Linked DNA regions of Homo sapiens: region 2 is linked to region 1. Evidence: chromatin contacts called from ENCODE Hi-C or POLR2A ChIA-PET data. All regions are on one chromosome and are shown on one strand. The core of a region is the stretch at or near the end of the contact, and the rest is flanking DNA. Distances in the headings are between cores, read along the strand shown.

Evidence for each region. Hi-C counts contacts between places; a loop is a spot of excess contacts on that map. ChIA-PET counts read pairs that join two places held with the same protein, here RNA polymerase II (POLR2A). Pooled maps may share reads with other maps.
Region 2: a loop to region 1 is called in a pooled map, with 7 times the contacts of the local background. The contact joins the enhancer-like site here to the promoter of TPRA1 in region 1. A Hi-C loop is called at or near these places in 6 of 50 pooled maps. POLR2A ChIA-PET finds 5 or more read pairs at or near these places in 2 of 52 experiments (activated CD4-positive, alpha-beta memory T cell and activated T-cell).

What each region holds. Positions count from the first base shown.
Region 1 is chr3:127,587,288-127,593,705 of GRCh38, forward strand. TPRA1 (transmembrane protein adipocyte associated 1) reads right to left here and starts at 3,446. Exons shown (of 11, transcript NM_001136053.4): 1 at 3,123-3,446. RefSeq lists enhancers at 1,711-2,388, 2,389-3,065 and silencers at 2,799-3,268, 3,769-4,098.
Region 2 is chr3:128,799,500-128,805,917 of GRCh38, forward strand. The region is part of intron 3 of RAB7A (RAB7A, member RAS oncogene family); the gene reads left to right. Among named protein-coding and RNA genes, the nearest start is that of MIR12124, 44 kb to the right of the region's middle. RefSeq lists an enhancer at 4,905-5,024. Within about 2 kb of position 4,797, at least 14 of the 41 ENCODE cell types and tissues checked have a DNase peak (open chromatin) inside an H3K27ac peak, as active enhancers do.

The DNA of each region.
Region 1 (6,418 bases), core at 2,196-4,695:
AGTGGAGAGCTGAGACACGGATGGAGACAGATCTTGATGAGCTCACTGGAGCCCCTGGATTCAGCCACATCCAAAGCCAGTCCTACCCGCTTGGACTTTTCAGTTATAAAACCCAACAAATCCCCTTTTCTGCCTAGGCCAGTTTGAGTCTGACTTCTCTAATTCACCAGTGAAAAACCTCCAGCTAACACAGATTTTGGAGTCAACAAGACGGGGCTGCACTGCTGGTTCTGCCACGTGCTTGCTGTGTGACCTGGGGTGAGTCACTCCCCCTCCAAGTATCATGGGGACAACATCTGCCTAATAAGGGTGCCGTAAGGATCAAACAAAACCAGGGATGTAAACATCTACAAAAGTGACACATGTACAAAGGTGGTTGCTGCTTTTCTTTTTTTTTTTTTTTTTTTGAGACAGAGTCTTGCTCTGTCGTCCAGGCTGGAGTGCAGTGGCGCGATGTCGGCTCACTGCAACCTCCACCTCCCGGGTTCAAGCAATTCTCCCACCTCAGCCTCCCAAGTTGCTGGGATTACCAGAGAAGAGACTGAAGGGCAAGGAGGGAAAGGAATTGGTTCCCAGGTCCATGGACCTCTTGTGAAGCCCCCATTGCTGTGGGGTCTGAGGAAACACAGAGGAGGTGTCAGCTGCTCTGCCTGCCCCCACTCCCCTGCCAACAACGTAGTAACCTCTGTGCCTAACCTCTGAGCCCTGGCCTCCAACCCTGGGAGGGAGGTACTTATGTTATCCGCATTGTGCACGTGGAGCTCAGAGGGGCAGCCACTTGCCAGGCCAGCAATCCAGGCTGTCTGTCTCCAGAGCCCAGGCCCCCAGTCAACAACTTGCCAGGTGCCCCTCTCCAGGCCTCGGCTTCTCCACCTGTGGGTCAAGAGCACCAGGCTTGTTCTAGAGCTATCTTCTCAGACCTGATGTGGGAAATACCCTGGTGTTGTTAACATGCAGATGCTGCTCCCAAGGGCAGGGGTAGGGCTGAACAGTCTGTGTTTCCCACAGGCTCCCAGGTGGTGCCCCTGCTGCTGCTACTTGATCCAGCAACCACACTGGGGTTATGGGGCTGCTGGCCATACCAGGATTGCCATTACGTATCAAAGCTTAGGAAATAACTGAAGCACTGACTTTTTTTTTTTTTTTTTTTTGAGACAGAGTCTCGCTTTGTCACCTAGGCTGGAGTGCAATGGTGCGATCTTGGGTCACTGCAACCTCCGCCTCCTGGATTCAAGCGATTCTCCCGCCTCAGCCTCCTGAGTAGCTGGGATTACAGGTGTGCACCACCACACCCGGCTAATTTTTGTATTTTTAGTAGAAATGGGGTTTCACCATGTTGGCCAAGCTGGTCTCAAACTCCTGACCTCAGATGATCCACCCACTTCAGCCTCCCAAAGTGCTACGATTACAGGCATGAGCCACTGCGCCTGGCCCGCACTGACTTTTAGTTAATAGGATGCACACTTCCTATGTGCAGACATGGTGCTCAGTGCTTTACACGTGGTGACACACTTAACAATGGCATCGCCTTCTAAGGGAGAGAGGACAATTACTGTCCCCTTATACAGAGGAGAGGAGAGGCAGAGAAGGGGTCAGTCCTCAGCCTTCTCTACTTAGTTCTCTTAGACTGATGCTCCCAAGCACTGACAAAGAAGTGGGAGGGGTTGGTCAGCTCACGATAGGGGCCTAAGGGTGGTGAGAAGGGGTGGTGAGAAGGGGTGGAGCCCAGGGGTGATTCTCAGAGGAGGAATTCCTGCGGTGCAGAGCACCCTGGGCAACCCCAGGCCTCCCAGGAACAGGGAAACTGGGACAGACTGTTTCTTCCACCTGGGAGGAGTCTCCCAGACTCACAACATTCCAGGGGCCTCTGCCTCCCTCCCTCCCACCCAGTTGAGGGACAGGATGCTGGCTAGGCTCAGGTCATGGTCACGCAATGCAGGACCCGCTGAGAACGACTGGGTAAGGCCTTCTCTCTCCTCTCTGGGACTCAGCTTTCCCTGCTCTCTCATCTGTGCAACAGGATTGACCAAACCCCACCCACAGCTACCGGATAGGAAACCCTGGGGAGAGGGGCCCTCAGTGCTTCCCACACCGACGGGTTGTTGAGCTTACAAACCCTAGGGCCTAAGGGTGGTGAGAAGGGGTGGAGCCCAGGGGTGACAAGGTGGGGAAGGCTCCATAGGGCAGAGGCCAAGTAAGTTACTTTGCTCTCCCCTGTTGTCCTTCGGCCTTGGGGCTGGCAGGCGTGTGGTCCCTGTCCTAAGCCGGAGACCCCAGTAAGATGGGGAGGCCTGGGCCCAATCTGACCTGCACCTTGCCCTCCCTGCTTGCCTTCCACCTGCTGAGCTGGTCCGTTCCTCAGGGCCTTTGGGCTGGCTCTCCCCCAGCTCTCTCCTGACACCTCCTCTGAGAAGCCTTCCCTTCTCAGCTGTCTCCAGCGCCCGAGCCGCGTCTGGGTATTTACTACTCTCTATCCCGGGAGTGCTCAGGACTCGGTCCCCTAGAACAAGGCCTGGCACGACACGAGCCCTCAACAGGTTGTTATGACGGGAACAACTGAATCTCCAGCACCGCCAAGCCCCGCTGGGGACTGGACGACCCTGCGGCCCCTCCTCACTGCAGAGAAGAGGGCAAAGCCAGCCCCCACCTGCATTCCCCGAGTCCAGAGGGAGCGGAGGCTTCGACATGGCCCCCTCACGGGGCAGCAAAGCCCCGAACCGGCGGCAGGCTTGGCTCAGGAGCACCTCGGCCGCTGCGGGCAGCCACCGTGGGGCTGGAGCCCGTGCCGCCACCCCGCGCCGGACCGGGTCGCCGAGGTCCGGATCTCCACCCGCACTGCCTCCAGCCGGGGCCGAGCCCGACGCCGCTACGTGCGGCTCCCTCCCGGGCCTCGCGTGCCCCCGCGCCCCGAGCGACTCCCGACTGCCCGGCACCCCTCCCGTGGGTTCCCACATCCAGGGCCTTCCCTCCCAAACGCCGCCTTGGCCGTCCGAGCTGCGCCCGAGCGGAAATGGGCCGCTCGCGGAGCAAGGAGGGGAACGGCGGCTGGGCTTCCCGCCGGGGCGAGGGACGGGGCTCCCCCTCTAGCTGCGGCAGGAGACGGGGAGAAGGCCCCTCCTTACCTGACAGCCCGGGCCGCGCTCAGGACCGGCCGCCCCGGCCGCCCCGGCCGCCCATCCGCCGCCACTGGGTGTGCGCGGATCCAGCACAGGCCGCGGGACTCCGGCCTCCAGCGCCAGACCAGGCGGCCTGGGCCGGGAAGCGTCGCGCAAGGACCGGGCGCGACCGGCTCCGTGGAATGAGGGCTAGGCAGGAAAGGCGAGGCGGGGTCAGCTCGCCGGGCCGCGGGTCTCGCGGACACCCTGCAGCCCTTCCCGACAGCGGCGACCGGGAAAGCAAGACCGTCTTTTTCGTCCAGCCCAAATTGCGAAAACGGCCACAGTCCCACAAGTCCCAGAGTCCCAGAGTCCCTGTTATCACTCAGGCCCGCCCTCTAACCTCCAGCAGCCTATAGGAATAAGTCATCACTGGGGGAAAAAAAAAAAAAAGTGGGAGAGACCAATCAAATTCCCAAGAGGCGGAGCAGCCCGCTGACCTCTTAAAGAGACAGCACAGAGGAGGTGCAGAGACAAGACGCTGCTTCACGGAAGAGAGAGGCCTGCGTTTCTCACTCGGAAAGCGGGCGGAATCGAAGACTGGAAAGCTGAGGACGCGCCACCTCTCGCCCTACGCGCCTTCCAGCTGGCAGCAGTTGTCAGTGGACCAGCTGGCGGCAGCCGCGCTCCACCTCCCGGCCTGGGCCGCGGCCGGACCGTCGGGGCGGAGCCTCCGGGGACCGCCCCCTCGCGTGCGGGCGCTTCGGGCGCCCTGCAGGGGTGACCTGGGGTCAGCTTGGGGGAAGGCGTGTCGGGGACCCTCCCCGGCGCCACGCGCTCCAGCCGCGCCACGCCGCAGGGCCGCCGCCTCCCAGCGCCCTGCTCCACGCGGCGCCGCCATGCCTCGGGCACTCCTCTTAGCAACCCTGCTAGGCAGTCATTATAGTCACCTTTTACAGGGCCACCTGAGGCTTGGAGAGGTCAAATAACTTGACCAAAGCCGCGCAATGAGGAAGCGACACAGCCAGGACGCCTCTCCCCAACTCTAACTTCCACAGTTCTTCACGCCTGTTCCTCTGGAAAGCCCTCCCTGATTGCGCCTGTCTTATCCCCTGGCATCGATGCTGCATTCACCATACTCAAGCCATGCGGGTCTCTGTTTCTGTCCCTCGGCTGTTCCAAGCTTGTTCCTGCTCCTGGCTCTACACCTGTTCCCCCGCAGAGCTGGCTCCTTGCCACATCATGTCCTCTAGAGGGTTTTGTGGACACCCTCGCTGGAGCGGCTGTCCAGTCTCATTTCCTTCCGAGCATCTTAATTCTCACCTGATTGTTTTCATTTACCTGCCTCCCCGTCCAGTCTCCCCACCCTATTATAGAATTCCAGCGTCATGAGGATGGAGCCAAGAGAGCCAAGCTGCAGGATGTCCCCTGCAGCATCCTGAGGCTGACTCAGAGCCTCGTGCAGATTGTAGGCACTCAGTTATTACAGGCACCCCAAGACTCACACCTTGCGACAGCACCGCTGGGCTGGAATGAGATTGGGTCCCATTCTTCTCCTTGCTCCTGTCCTAAAAACACAGGGAGATTGGGGAAGAAACCACCTTGTGATCCTCTGGGACTTTCCCAGCCTGGACCACACCCAAATGTGCATACCTAAGTTTAGGCTTCTATATTCGCCAGAGAGGCTGGGCAATGCCGGCCTGCGTAATCACGAATGACCACAGCCACAATGAGCCGTGGGGAATCCAGTGGCTCCTCAAGTTCCTCCCAGAAAGTTATACACATCACTCTCACGCACATTCAATTGGCCACCGCTTCTAGCCTCCAGAGGGCAGGAAACTGCCACCCTACCATGTGCCAGGAAGTAGAAGTCATGGGACATGTGTGACCAGGCCTAATAACTACCCTCTGTAAGGTTCTTGTATCGGTTCGAACCCTGCGAGCGCGCCGACACACAACACGAGGCGGTGTGGAGCAACATGCTGTTTTTTTTTTTTTTTTTTTTTTTTTTTTTGAGACGGAGTCTCGCTCTGTCGCCCAGGTCGGACTGCGGACTGCAGTGGCGCAATCTCGGCTCACTGCAAGCTCCGCTTCCCGGGTTCACGCCATTCTCCTGCCTCAGCCTCCCGAGTAGCTGGGACTACAGGCGCCCGCCACCGCGCCCGGCTAATTTTTTGTATTTTTAGTAGAGACGGGGTTTCACCTTGTTAGCCAGGATGGTCTCGATCTCCTGACCTCATGATCCACCCGCCTCGGCCTCCCAAAGTGCTGGGATTACAGGCGTGAGCCACCGCGCCCGGCCGCAACATGCTGTTTTAATGAGCGCCTGGGTGCAGGTGGGCTGAGGCCTAAAATGGCATCAGCCCCAAGTGAGGACGCGGCAAAGGTTTTATAGTCTCCTGTAAACAGGAAGTGTCCTAGTCTGACGTAACTGCTACGTTGTACCCGGATGGACTCTTTCTCGATCTTCACGGGTACATGTCTTCCCACCACGGTAGGTGTCTTCCAGCCAGCTCTTGTCCTGCTTCTGCTATCTTGCTGGCACAAGTAGCCTTGCACCTTGGAACTGGGCCTGAGAAGGGAGGAGTTATTCATCTTAAGCTTTCAGGCCCCAGGAAGAATCTTAAACCCTCTATTTTTATTTTTCTGCCTTTTGAGACTTGGAGAATTCTGCATTTTCTTCTCTTGAGTTTTGAACCCCATATCTAAGTTTCTGTGGGATTTTGTTGTATTTGTGAAATAACCAAAGGTATCTGCCTTTGAGAGCTGAGGCAGTGGCTAATTCACTGCAGTATCCACTACACACAGGACAGAGCGTGGCATCTGCAACATTAAATGAATAGTAGCTTAATAAACAGATCTGACTCTCAGGTTCTTCATCACCCTACAGCAGGCTCAGGGGTGGCCACGGCTGACAGTAGGAGATGCTGCTACAGAACTGGGCTCCCTGATAGCCATGGGGATGACAGCAATCCCCAGATAACAGACGCCAGATGGTAGTGCTTAGGCGTGAGAAGCAAAGTGGGTGCAACTGTCATAGGACCATCAAGATCAAGCTCAATATATCACTGGGATAGACATCCTGTGTAGTAAACAAAATGCCTGCACTGGTTCCTTGGTCTATGGGGTGAGAGTGATGGTAGTAAAAGTCAAGTGAAAGCCTCTGAGACCCCACTATCACCACCACCCACCCCGGCCAAGAGAGCAAGCACATAAACAACATCACACACCAGAGAAAATGGCGGAGACTGGTGCCACCCTTGAAGACCAAAGACGTGTGGAGGGTATCCCCCACCATGTACCTATTTAATTCATCAGTCTGA
Region 2 (6,418 bases), core at 3,547-6,046, 1.2 Mb after region 1:
TGTGAATGATGTAGGTTAAAGGTAGAAATTTGTGCACGTGTTGACCTCGAGCCATGGCATGCTCCTAGAGGATCAGGACTCTTAATTGACTCACACTTCTAGGACAGAGCTGGTATGAATCTCTCATCCTCACCTCACCTACACACATACACCTAGAGATCTTCAAAATGTAACTACAGTTTAAGCAAGTCAAGCTTGAGAGTAGAACTGGAAAACCTTGGCCCAAGAAATTGGCAAAGCTTGTGTCTGCAGTTGTTGGAGATTCTCAGTCCCACTCTCCACATGTACAGAAATCTTTGTCTCAAAGGATTTAACATAAATCCCTGTCATTCCTGGCAAAAACAAGGGTAAGACCACTCTGTAGGGACATTTAGTACCGCAGGAGAGAAGATGAGTTCATAACCACATGAGGAAATAATGTACCACAAGAGATGTTCACAATGACTAGAGATGTTCTAAAAAGAAATAGAAACCATAATGGAAAGGGATACTATAAAAAAATGAGGATATGGAAAACTTAGAACTTCAAGAAGTGAAAACATAGTATTGAAATAAGCTAAAGGAACAGTTAAACTGTAGATTAAATGGAGCTGAAAAAAGCAGTAAGCCGTAAGAGCTGAGCAAATTTTCTAAAAGAAGACTTAAAATTGTAGAAGACCGAAAAGCAAAATCTTAAGAGCAACTATAGAAAAAAAAGACATGACTTATAAAGGAACAACAGACTGACAAATTCTCAACAGAAGGCAGAAGGGAGTAGAATTACTTCAGGGAGCTGGGGTAAAGGCCCATCTGAAGATTCTCCATGTGTCACAGCAAGACTCAGACTGCCTTTTGCTGAGGGAAAATAGAACTTCTCCAGCTGAGCTGTGGTTTTGGTAGCCATGTGGGCCAGCGAATTCAGAAATCAGAGTTCGGCCCCTGCTGGGTCGGGGGTTGTCATAACAGTCCCGTCTGTACTACTAAGCTGGGACCTTGGGGCGCTGCACTCTTGAAGTAAACCCCATCAGGAGATCCACAGCGCACTGTGGGCTTCTCAAGAAGCCCAAATTCCAGGAAGGATAAATAAAAAGAATTCTGTGTAAGTCATAATGAAACTAAAAAAGAAAAAGGCTTAAAAATAGACTGAGGAAAACCTGACAAGCACAGCACTGAGGCTGTCAGGTGACTCTTGGCAGTAGCAGCAGAGCCCAGCAGGCAGTGGGGTATGTTGGGAAAGAGACGGGCAGCACAGTGTTCTGTCTCTGCTGAAATAACCCTCCTGAATGAAAGAGTACATCTTTAAGGGCTAGTGGCAGAAGTTCTAAAGGATAACTCCAGGCAGAAAGTGATTTCATGTAGATGAGGAAAGAGTGGAAAAAGATAACAAGTTCCCAAGAGATTGAAGCAAAAGGATGACCCTTGTGCTCTTGCAGCCAGCTTCAGATACTAGAAGTAAATGAAAATCATTGTCTCTGCACAAAGGCGTCATTATCCTGATCTTGAGGAATCCTCATGTGTTTTTCGAGGGCTTTTAGCAGCTTGCAGTAAAACATAATCAAAATAAAACAAGGCACCACAAGAAAGAACCAGTGGAAACTTCCCTGGTAATTCCAGAGTGTTTTTTGTATTTAAAGAAATAAGGAGGATACAGAGTTTCAGTTATATGAGATGAATAAATCCTAGAGATGTGTACAGCATAGTGCCTGTAGTTAACAATACTGTATTGTACACTTAAAAATTTGCATGCTGGATGCGGTGGCTCATGCCTGTAATCCTAGTGCTTTGGGAGGCCAAGAGAGGAGTTTGAGACTAGCCTGGGCAAAATAGCACATTTCATCTCTACAAAAAAATTTTTTGAAAGAATTTACTAAGAGGATCTTATTTTAAGTGTTCTTATCACAAAAAGTAATAATAAGAGGATGGGGGGAACCTTTTGATGAGTAGGTTTGTGGCCTACATTGTAGTGATGGTTTGTGTGCAGCCTTTGTATGTCAGCCATACCTCACTAAAGGGGCTTTGGTTAAAGATAAGATAATCGTTTATCTGCAGGGAAGAAACGAAACAGTTAACATTGATAGGGGGAGAAAATGAAGCACAATCAATGAAATTTGGAAATTCAGAGAATGCTGCTAAATCATAGCAGATTGGCCACACCAGAAAAGGGCTGGAAGAATGAAAGAAAAATGGCAGGAAATATGAAAGAAATAAGTGAAAGTGAGAAGGTTGGACCTACTTTTAATCAGTCTCAGAAGGTGTAAAGAGAGAATAATAGATCAAAGATGATATTTGCTGAGAATTTTCGAGAATTGGTGTGGCACCAATCCACTGACTCAAGAAGCCCAAATTCCAGGAAGGATAAATAAAAAGAATTCTGTGTAAGTCATAATGAAATTAAAAAAAAAAGACTTAAAAATAGACTGAGGAAAACCTGACAAGCACAGCACTGAGGCTGCCAGGTGACTCTTGGCAGTAGCAGCAGAGCCCAGCAGGCAGTGGGGTATGTTGAGAAAGAGATGGGCAGCACAGTGTTCTGTCTCTGCTGAAATAACCCTCCTGAATGAAAGAGTACATCTTTAAGGGCTAGTGGCAGAAGTTCTAAAGGATAACTCCAGGCAGAAAGTGATTTCATGAAGATAGGTCTGAAGGAAGAACACTTCAATAGTATACTTGTATCTATTTTTGGAATCGTGAGTATGTAACTTCCAAAGTAATATGAGGAAACAAAGATCAGAACTGTGTAATCTAATGTGTAGGGAAAGATTAGTGACTGCTGTGTTTCTTGTTTTTTAAAGTTCTCTATACTGTTCAGAAAGAATCTGAAATTGATTAGTATCTTAGATGGAATCAAATAGGCATGACAAATTTCCAGGGAACAGTTTATTGTGAGTTTGTGGTAGTTTAAACAGTGATATTAGTATAGTAATACACAGAGCACAGGAACAGAGGGCACAGGGTGCACCTCTCTGGTAATACATGGAGAGAAGGGTGTTGTAGGGTACATATTTTATTTTATTTTATTTATGTATGTATGTATTTATTTATTTATTTTTGAGATGGAGTCTCACTCTGTCGCCCAGGCTGGAGTGCAGTGGCGTGATCTTGGCTCACTGCAACCTCCGCCTCCTGGGTTCAAGCAATTCTGCCTCAGCCTCCCGAGTAGCTGGGACTACAGGTGTGTGCCACCACGCCCAGCTAATTTTTTGTATTCTTAGTAGAGATGGGGTTTCACCATGTTAGCCAGGATGGTCTTGATCTCTTGACCTCATGATCTGGCCGCCTCAGCCTCCCACGGCGCTGGGATTACAGGCGTGAGCTACCACACCCAGCCTATTTTTTATTTTTTTTGAGACAGGAGTCTCACTGTCGCCCAGGCTGGAGTGCAGTGGCCTGATCTCAGCTCACTGCAACCTCTGCCTCCCCGATTCAGGCAATTCTCCTGCCTCGGCCTCCCAAGTAGCTGGGATTACAGGCGCCTGCCACCACGCTTGGCTAATTTTTTGTATTTATTTTTAGTAGAAACGGGGTTTCACCATGTTGGCCAGGCTGGTCTCGAACTGCCGACCTCAGGTGATCCACCTACCTTGGCCTCCCAAAGTCCTGGGATTACAGGCATGAGCCACTGCGCTCAGCCAGTAGGGTAAATAAGTGGGACCAGGACAGGGCTTTACATTCTAGCTTGGGGGAACCAGAGGATTCAAGACCTGAAGGTGGAAAAAATACAAAGTGAAAACTTAAAAAATGAAAATAGTGAATACTTTTCACCTTTGGCATTTGAAAATACAGAAAGTACAAATCATAAAATGTTGAAGATTGATTAATAGATTACATTAAACATGTAAATAACAAGATTCCCAGACTAACAAGAACAAACCACACAAGCAGGTGACAAAGATGATAATGCCTAATAGTATCCAAGCAGTAGGTAACCTGGTGGATGCTAGAATATAGGGAGTGGAACAGCCTCTGGTTGATGGTAGGAGTGTAGTAATGAGTACAACCTTTTCAGTAGAAACTGCCACTCTGCTCCCCAGTGTTGAACATAGACATATGCAGCAATCCAGAGTTCTGAGTCTGAGTGTATGGCCTAGAGAAACTTATCTCTGGACATTATGAGAGAGTTGTAATGAGAGTTATCATTGCAGCCTTGCATGGGGAGTGAAAAACTGCAAATAACTCAAATGATCTGGGGAACTAAGTGAGTCTATTAAAGCAGTGGAATATTATATAACTGTTAACTTTTGGGAATGAAAAAAGACAAGTTGCAAAAAGCTGTACAGGATGATAATGTTTATGTAAGGCATCTCTTCAGGAGCATTTACTTGTGGTGAAGAAGGAAGAAAATGCAATGAGGGAAGGGTTAACTCTTGGAAAAAACGGATAAAAATAACAGTGTTAATTTTTGTCACATCAGAATATTGGGTAGACAGTTATAAGGGTATAATTTTAAATGGAGAAAACAAAACATTTTGAAACAAGCAGGCTGGCTGGTTTCCTGTTTTGATGTGGTCTAGAGAAAAAGAATAAAAGCCCCTTACTCAAGCTGTAGCTTACCTAACTTCCAAACAATCAGCAACAAAAAACCCCGAGAAACTGTTATCACAAGTTCCTGCTTCATGGGGCTAGGGACCTCCCTGGGCCCCCCCCCGCCCCCAGCATGTGCAGTTAGACTTCAACTTCAACTTATAGTTACCTTTTCCTCATTTTAATGCCAAAAGTCACACCCAGGATGGAGATTTAACCTGCTAGTGCTACACGCAATTTCTGAAGAAGCATGTTTAGCCACTGTGCATGCACTAGAAAAACCCCTCCTATATACATATCCTGACATCACCCCTCCCCACAGGAAAGCCCTTTAAAGTTAACTCCCACACTGCTTTCAGAGAACAGCTGCCCCTTTCCTTTTGCAGTGCTAGCTCACTATGCATAAGCTAATACACTTTCACTTTCTCTTTGCTATTGTGTCTGGTGATCTCTCTTGATTTCTATCATGGAAGATTCCAAGAACCCAGGTCGCTGTTAACAATTTCAATTAAAATATTAAAAAATTTAAAAATCACAGTCAGCCATAGGACTGTACTTGTTGATGTTTTGATAAATATGGCCTTTACTTTTGTAAATTCAAAGTTAAATTAATTTTGGTAACTTTCTAGGAACCCGTCAACTTGTTGACTTCTTTTTGATGTATTACTTTGCCTTCTCTGTGTATCTGAGTTCCAGATGATGAATTGGTTCCACCTAACAGTAACAGAGTTCTTATGTAATTTTGCTTGTAGGAGTCTATCTGAAAAAAGCCATTTGACATACAGAGAAAGCTCTCTATGCTAATGTTCATTGCTGAGTTGTTTATAATGATAGGAAATTGTCAGCAATATTTTCTTAAAAATAGGAATCGATGGTTCACTAAATCTGTTGGGCAGCAGTAAAGTCCAGTGAACCTGCTCTCCCATGTCACCCCATCTGCTGTTGCCAGAGTGCCCTAGTGCGTGACGGGGTAGAGGGGAGGAACTTGGGAGAATGTGGAGAGTATCACATGTGCAGTCTAGGAGTGCAGTCTAGGATTTCAGCTACAGAAAACCTCCGCGCATATGACTAGAACAAGACATGAACTCCTTCCTGTGTGGGAGGATGCCAAGTGTTCTTTTGTTTGTTTGTTTGTTTGTTTGTTTGAGAATGGGGTCACTTCTCCACTGACAGAGATGCATACATATTCCATGTAGAACATTGGAGAACCAGGAGAGCACAGGGATGAGTACCACCAGCAGTCCCGATCCTGTTTAGTCTACATGTGTGGACTTTGTTTATTGTATCTGGGCAAGGGAGCATTTAGTGCCCTAGCCTGCCGAGAGGCAGTGGAGTCATTAGAAATAAATTTGTCTTTTTTGCCCTTCATCCTTATATCTGAGTTGTTATCATGTTCGTCCGGCTCTGTTTGAGTGCCTGTTACGGATCTAGGGCAGTAAGTATACCCAGCCTTGCTCTTAAATCTAGCATGGCAGTGAATGAGGTGACCAGCTTAGAGCTGGGCGGTAGTACCTGGTTTAATCTTTACTCTGGTGTGTGTTCTCATTGTCTTTCTCTTGATCTCTTTTTGTCAAGAGTTTTTCATTTGTTTTGTTTTTTGAGGTATAATACAAATGAAATATAACATGCTAATCTTTTTTGTTGTTTAGGCAAACTTTTCTCTTTTTTTTGAGACAGAGTTTCGCTCTTATCACCCAGGCTGGAGGGCAATGGCACGATCTTGGCTCACCGCAACCTGCGCCTCCCAGGTTCAAGCAATTCTCCTGCCTCAGCCTCCCAAGTAGCTAGGATTACAGGCATGCACCACCATGCCTGGCTAATTTTGTATTTATAGTAGAGACAGGGTTTCTCCATGTTGGTCAGGCTGGTCTCAAACTCCTGACCTCCGGTGATCCACTGTGCCTGGCTAGGCAAACTT